2 separate regions of the Mus musculus genome follow, and region 2 is linked to region 1. The links are chromatin loops, found by intact Hi-C in ENCODE. Cell type or tissue: gastrocnemius. All regions are shown on one strand. Each heading gives the region's core, and the rest is flanking DNA. Links, peaks and the distances in the headings are about the cores only.

What was found. Peaks named below come from ENCODE experiments on the same cell type or tissue, not always from the same donor. Only the 100,000 strongest peaks of a DNase experiment are listed, where the experiment ranks them.
Region 2: it touches region 1 in a loop (12-fold over the local background); 27 of 42 quality-filtered maps call a loop at or near these places.

What each region holds. Positions count from the first base shown.
Region 1 is chr3:57,447,180-57,450,100 of GRCm38, reverse strand. No RefSeq gene overlaps it. Among named protein-coding and RNA genes, the nearest start is that of Tm4sf4, 23 kb to the right of the region's middle. In gastrocnemius, for the core only: CTCF peaks have their summits at 1,404 (motif pointing right) and 2,028 (motif pointing right); a DNase peak (open chromatin) is centred at 1,413.
Region 2 is chr3:57,265,962-57,268,882 of GRCm38, reverse strand. No RefSeq gene overlaps it. Among named protein-coding and RNA genes, the nearest start is that of Tm4sf1, 35 kb to the left of the region's middle. In gastrocnemius, for the core only: a CTCF peak has its summit at 1,137 (motif pointing left); DNase peaks (open chromatin) are centred at 312 and 1,135.

The sequences.
Region 1 (2,921 bases), core at 320-2,819:
ACTTTTAAAACCTCAAATCCCATAGCGACACACCTCCTCCAATAAGGCCATGTGTCTTTATCCTTCCCACACTACCAACTGGGGTCCAAGCATTCAAACATAGGAGCCTGTGGGGCCCATTCTCATCCAAGCCTCCACATCCACTGAGCCATCTCTCCAGCTGGAGAATTTGACATTTTGACCACAGCTTTGTTCTGCATAAATTACAAACCAAATCACAGAGCATTTTATTACTACACAGACAGGAGACCCGATCTTTCTTCCCATCATTAGGATGAAAGGCTCCATCAAACATCTGGGTAAGATGATGTGAGTTAATTTGTGGGGTTTGCAAAAATTAATAGTAATTAACCCCTGATACCCTGGGTGGGGGTGGGGGTGGGAGTCATCTGTAGGATCACCCCAGAGTCAAATAAGAGCTTCAGAGAAGCAAAATGAGAGTGCAATATTAATGAAAAAAAAATCCAGAACACTTGATGCAGCATATGGAGTTCTGTAGAGATGGTGTGTATGTGTCAATGGAAGGTGTGGCAGTCTGAATAAAAATGGCACCCATAGACTCGTAGAGAGTGGACTTATTGGAGTAGGTGTGGCCTTAGTGGAGGAAGTGTGTCACTGGGAGGGTGGGCTTTGAGGTTTCAGAAGTTCAAGACAAGCCTAGTGGCTCACTCTTCCTGCTGCCTGAAGATCCAGATGTAGGACTCTCTGCTACCTCTCCCGCAGCCTATCTGCCTACTGCCACCATGCTTCCCACCATGATGACAATGGACTAAACCTCTGAACTGTAAGCCGGTTTTTCCTTTATATGAGTTGCCAGTGGGTATGGTGTCTGTTTACAGCAATAAAATCCTAATGCAAAGGGCACATGTGGGCAGTCTCCTTGACATACCTCCCCTGGGCTTCATTCCTCCAGCCAGTTCACGCATTCAGTGTCGTGCAGTTCTTACTACGTCTTAACCGAGTTTGTTAAAGTTTAGTTTCTTTATAAAATTAGCATAAGCAAGGGTGGACAATGAGAACATGGCGAAGATAAAGAGCATTGACTTGTGTAAGACACCAGTGACGTGGTCAACACACACCTTCCTTTCCTTTAGAGTATTTCCCCCCTCTCCAGGCTTCTCACGGCACTTAACATTATCTAAGGAAAGAGACTTAACTTGGTTCCCAACTGCAGTGCTTTATTATGAGTCAGAGATTTTTGTCTGCAGGTGAACCCTCAACCCTTTCATTTCTGGTTGGTTTGGTTTTTTTTTTTTTTTTTTTTTTTTTTTTAATCACTGCCATTCCTCATACTTTGTGGTTTTTTGGAGATGCGTTTTTTCATGGGAAGCTACTGGAGAAAAGTTGAATTCTACAGGAAGGTACCTTGGACGAAATTGCAGCCATTTAGTGGCTGAGCAGAGTGGCCACTAGAGGGCAGCAAATAGTCTTGTCTATGTATGAAGGCAACTCTGGCTCAGAGCACAGAACACCACAGAAAAGGAAAAGACATGTGGGACAGACATTTTGGCGTCCTTCTTTGCATTTAACTGTACATTCTTTGATGGAGAGATTTGTGGATTTTAGTGCTAGTGAGGTTATTAAAGACAAAGGAAACCGGAAGGAATAAAGTTTCTATAAGAGCAGGTTCACAGCGGTGTTGATGGCTCTCCTGCTATAGACATCTTAAGTCTTTAGCATAAAATTAGACTTCTTGGCTCTGCAGGAGGCCGAGGGATGGGGTTTCTCTGTTACTCAGTCAGCCAGAATGCCCTCACATTTGAGAACCACTACATTTACAGAAAGTGGGTATGTTTGCTTGCTTACTGTTTAGTTTATGACACATACAAGTATGGCTGTTCTGCATTACTGAACACACATAAACATAAAAATTAAAAACACAGACACCAAATTGAAGTTTACATGGCAACTTTCCACATGGCATCTGGAGGACAGTGGGAAGAACAGATGCTAATTAACACTATCTAAGTGACCATTCTGGTGTCATGATTTTGTTTTACTCCAGCAGTCAGTAGGAGGCAGCATGAGTCTCTGTAGAGGTTTTATTTTTGCTTCAACGATGTCCTCTGAAGTTCTATCTTTATCTCCCCCTCTCTGTTTTTCTGCCATCTCACAATGTAACATCTTTAAAGATTGACTTTTGTGTATATGACTCTTTTGCCTACATGTATGCCTGTGCACTATGTGCATGCTTGGTGCTCTTGGAGGCCAGGAGAAGGCACTAGACCCCCTGGAACTGGTTGTCTGGAAGAGAAGTCAGGCTTCTTATTGACGGAGTTATCTCTCCAGTCCCCCATTACTAACATTTGATGTTTGAAAATGTCATATTTTACTACATATGATCTTAAATGTTCCTCAAGGGTCCATGTGTTAAGGGCTTTCTGTTTCTCCTGAGCAGGATAACTTAGTTCCATTAACATAACAGGGTTAATATCTCTTTTTAATGATCACTTACTGCATGCCTGGCCCAATGCTCAAAAGAAGCACATGCAGAGGAGCCCCCACTCTGTAGGGGAGGAAGGAGACTATACGAGGTCTGGGGTCACCCAAGTGTTTACCCAGATTTCAAAGGAAACGGTGAGAGGCCAGGCCATGTGTGGTAGGACTGAGGTCCCTGCAGGTGCTGAACAAACTATGGGAGTATAGCCTAAGATACTGTGGGGACAATCCAGGAATGTGGAATGTCCCCTGAAGAAGACTGCAGGCAGCGGCCATACCCGATCAACCGAAAGAGAGAAGCCACTTGGGCCACAAGTGGTGAGACTGTAAGTGGGCAGGAAAGGAAAGAATTGTAGGTGTTATGATATGGTATATACAGGGAGTCCTGGGAGCGTGCGGTGGAACTGGCTGCAGATATCAAGGTTGAGAAACCCTGGCCAGGCTTAAGTAACAACACAAGGGGCTGGTGAGATGGCTCGGTA
Region 2 (2,921 bases), core at 124-2,623, 180 kb after region 1:
TGCCTGAGATAATGTATGTGAGAATCTGGTCAAAAGCAGACAGTGCTGTGTTAAGAAGCTGAGAGGTGCTTCTGGCTGATTTTGAAACCCATGTATGTGTGTGCATGTTTACATGACAACAGGGTGGGGGAGATGGGGAGTGTATACCTGATTAGAAAGCCTGTCTGAGCCAGGAACCTCACACTGTACTGTCCAGACCTCACTGGGCTCTGTATCCTCATGTTCTCTTGACTGAAGTCCAGCCAAGAACCCCACCTACATGCTTTCTTTTTGCCCTCTCTGTTTCCTTCCCCATCAGCCCTCCATGTCCAGGTCCAGAATTTCTGAGTCTGTGCCAGGTCCTGCCCTGCACACTGACCACCCTCCAGGCCCAGGCCCAGCTAGAAGGCAGCATCTATGTCTCTTCATGAGTCTGTCCCTCCTGAGACACTAAAGGACAGTGCCTTAGTCCTGGATTTCCCAGGCTCTAGAACAGAGAAAAAATTATTGTCATTTATAAATTACACAGTGGGTAGTATTTTGTTACGTTGTATAAATGGGCTAAGATTACAAGACTAACTCACCATGGCCCTGGGGTTAGTGTATTTTGAGTGTTCTGGCATGAGCGTAAGCACATTTTAATGGGTAAAAGGAGAGGCCATTATGATTTGCACGTACCTAGGATCTAATGGAATGCTAGAGTATAAGCCCCAAATAAAATTAAAAGGGAAAAGGATATTGAGGCAAAGCAATACAAGGATGTCATAAGTAGCCTTCATGAGAACCCCATATATGATGGAGAAACATGAAAAATATAGAAGAGAGCAGAGCATTCTGTAACCACTATCATTTAAATTCACTGGTCCCTATCGAAGAGGTATATGTGTTCCGTGGTAGAAAGCAAACACCATAGTTAATACCTAGGGGCCTGCATTATCCACACCCCCCACCCCACCCCTTTCCAGTTTCCTCTCTGCCTCTAGACTATTCTTGGCCGTTCTAGCATGGCAGTCTCTCCAGAAATGGGGGTTCAAAACAATATCATTAAGAGCCTTGACTATAGAAGGGAGCTCTGTTTCCCAGTAAGGGTCCCTATAGTGACTCTCTGTGAAGGAAGCATTTTTAGAAAAATAAACAGGCTTTCGACAGTGACACCATGTGGCCGACAGGAGTAATGACAGCAGTGGGCTGCCGGTCCCTTCCCTAGAGCTGAGAATGATAGCTTGAACTTGAGATGGGCACCTGGAGAGGAAGGCACTTGCCTTCCTGATACTGAAGGGAGTAGGTATGACAGACAGTGATGCTTTTCAGTTTTGTATCTGAAGTTCTTGGACCAGTTCCCATTTCTTAGATTCAATCTAAAGTAAACTTTATAAATTGGCTTTCGTTACATTCTTAAAACTTGGTAACCAAATAATACTGATTTTTGTAGATTCGCCCGAGCCTCTGACTTTTGCTTCATGCTAAGAGCATTATCTCAGCTTCATTTTTTCTATCACTGCATGTATGCTAATTAGTTTTGTTTAAAATAAAAGAAATATGGAAGAGTGAGAAGACCAACAACTGAAATATCAAGAAAAATTATGCAGTGATTATAGCATCTCTGATACATTTCAGATAAAACACCAGTGGTTTTTGGTAACCATTTGATTAAAAAATTTTCAGTTATCATCTATCAACTATTTGTCTATCTATCTATCACCTATCTATAATCTATTTATTTATGTGTATAAGTATTTTGCATAAGTGTATGTATGCACATGGATGCTTGGTACCCACAGAGCTCAGAAGAGGTGTCTCATTCTCTGCAACTGGACTTAGGAGAGGTTGTGAGCCACTATGTGAGAGCTGGGAATCAAACTCACATCTTCTGCAAGATCAACAATTTCTTTTTTCTTATTATTGAATATTTTATCTATCTACATTTCAAATGTTATCCCCTTTCCCAATCCCCCCAGAAACCCCTTATCCCATCCCCCTTCCTCCTGCTTTTATGAGGGTGTGCCCCCACCCACCCACCCACTTCTGGCTCCCCACCTTTGCATTTCCTTGCACTAGGGCATCGGGCTTTCACAGAACCAAGGGCCTCTCCTCCCATTGATGCTTGTCAACTTCTCTTAACTGCTGAGCCATCTTCCTAAACCCACCACTTCGTGTTTAAGGGAAAGTTATTCACCTCACTTATCATGAATTTTTAATTGATAAAATATTTAATTTATTCTAGGTCCAGTCTTAATTTCTTGAAGCATTTATTATTACACGAGAATATGGGTGTATAAATTAGTCAACGTGATATTGTTTATGTGGCTTAGCATAAGAGCCCTGCTAGAAACCAGGGCATGTTCAGGGCATGACTGTGTCTACAATGTGTACAGTAGAAAGCATCGTGTCCATGCAGATAGCTACTCACCCAGAAAGAATCTCAGTGCACTTAGAAGAGGGGCTAGGAGGGGGTCTGAGCCAGCATCATCTGCCACTCCTGATCTTGAATGCATAACGGTATAGACAAATGACAACCCTATTAGATCAGTAATTTACACATGTGAATGAGATGTCAGAGACTAGGTCTGTCAGATTTTAAAGTTAAGACAACTTAGTTTGTTTTAATCATTTATTTATTTATTTACACTCCAGATCTAACCCCCCCTCCTCCATTCACCCTCCGACTGTTCCACATTCCTTATCTCCTCCCCACCCCTCTGTCTCCACGAGGATGTCCCATCCCCAACCCCACCCCAACCAGACTTCTAAGCTCCCTAGGTCCTCCAGTCTCTGTAGGGTTAGTTATATCTTCTCTGACTGAACCTAGACTTGGCAGTCCTCTGTTGTATATGTGTTGGGGGCCTCATATCAGCTGGTGCATGCTGCCTGGTTGGTGGTCCAGTGTTTGAGAGATCTTGGAGGTCCAGGTTAATTGAGACTGCTGGTCTTCCTACAGGGTT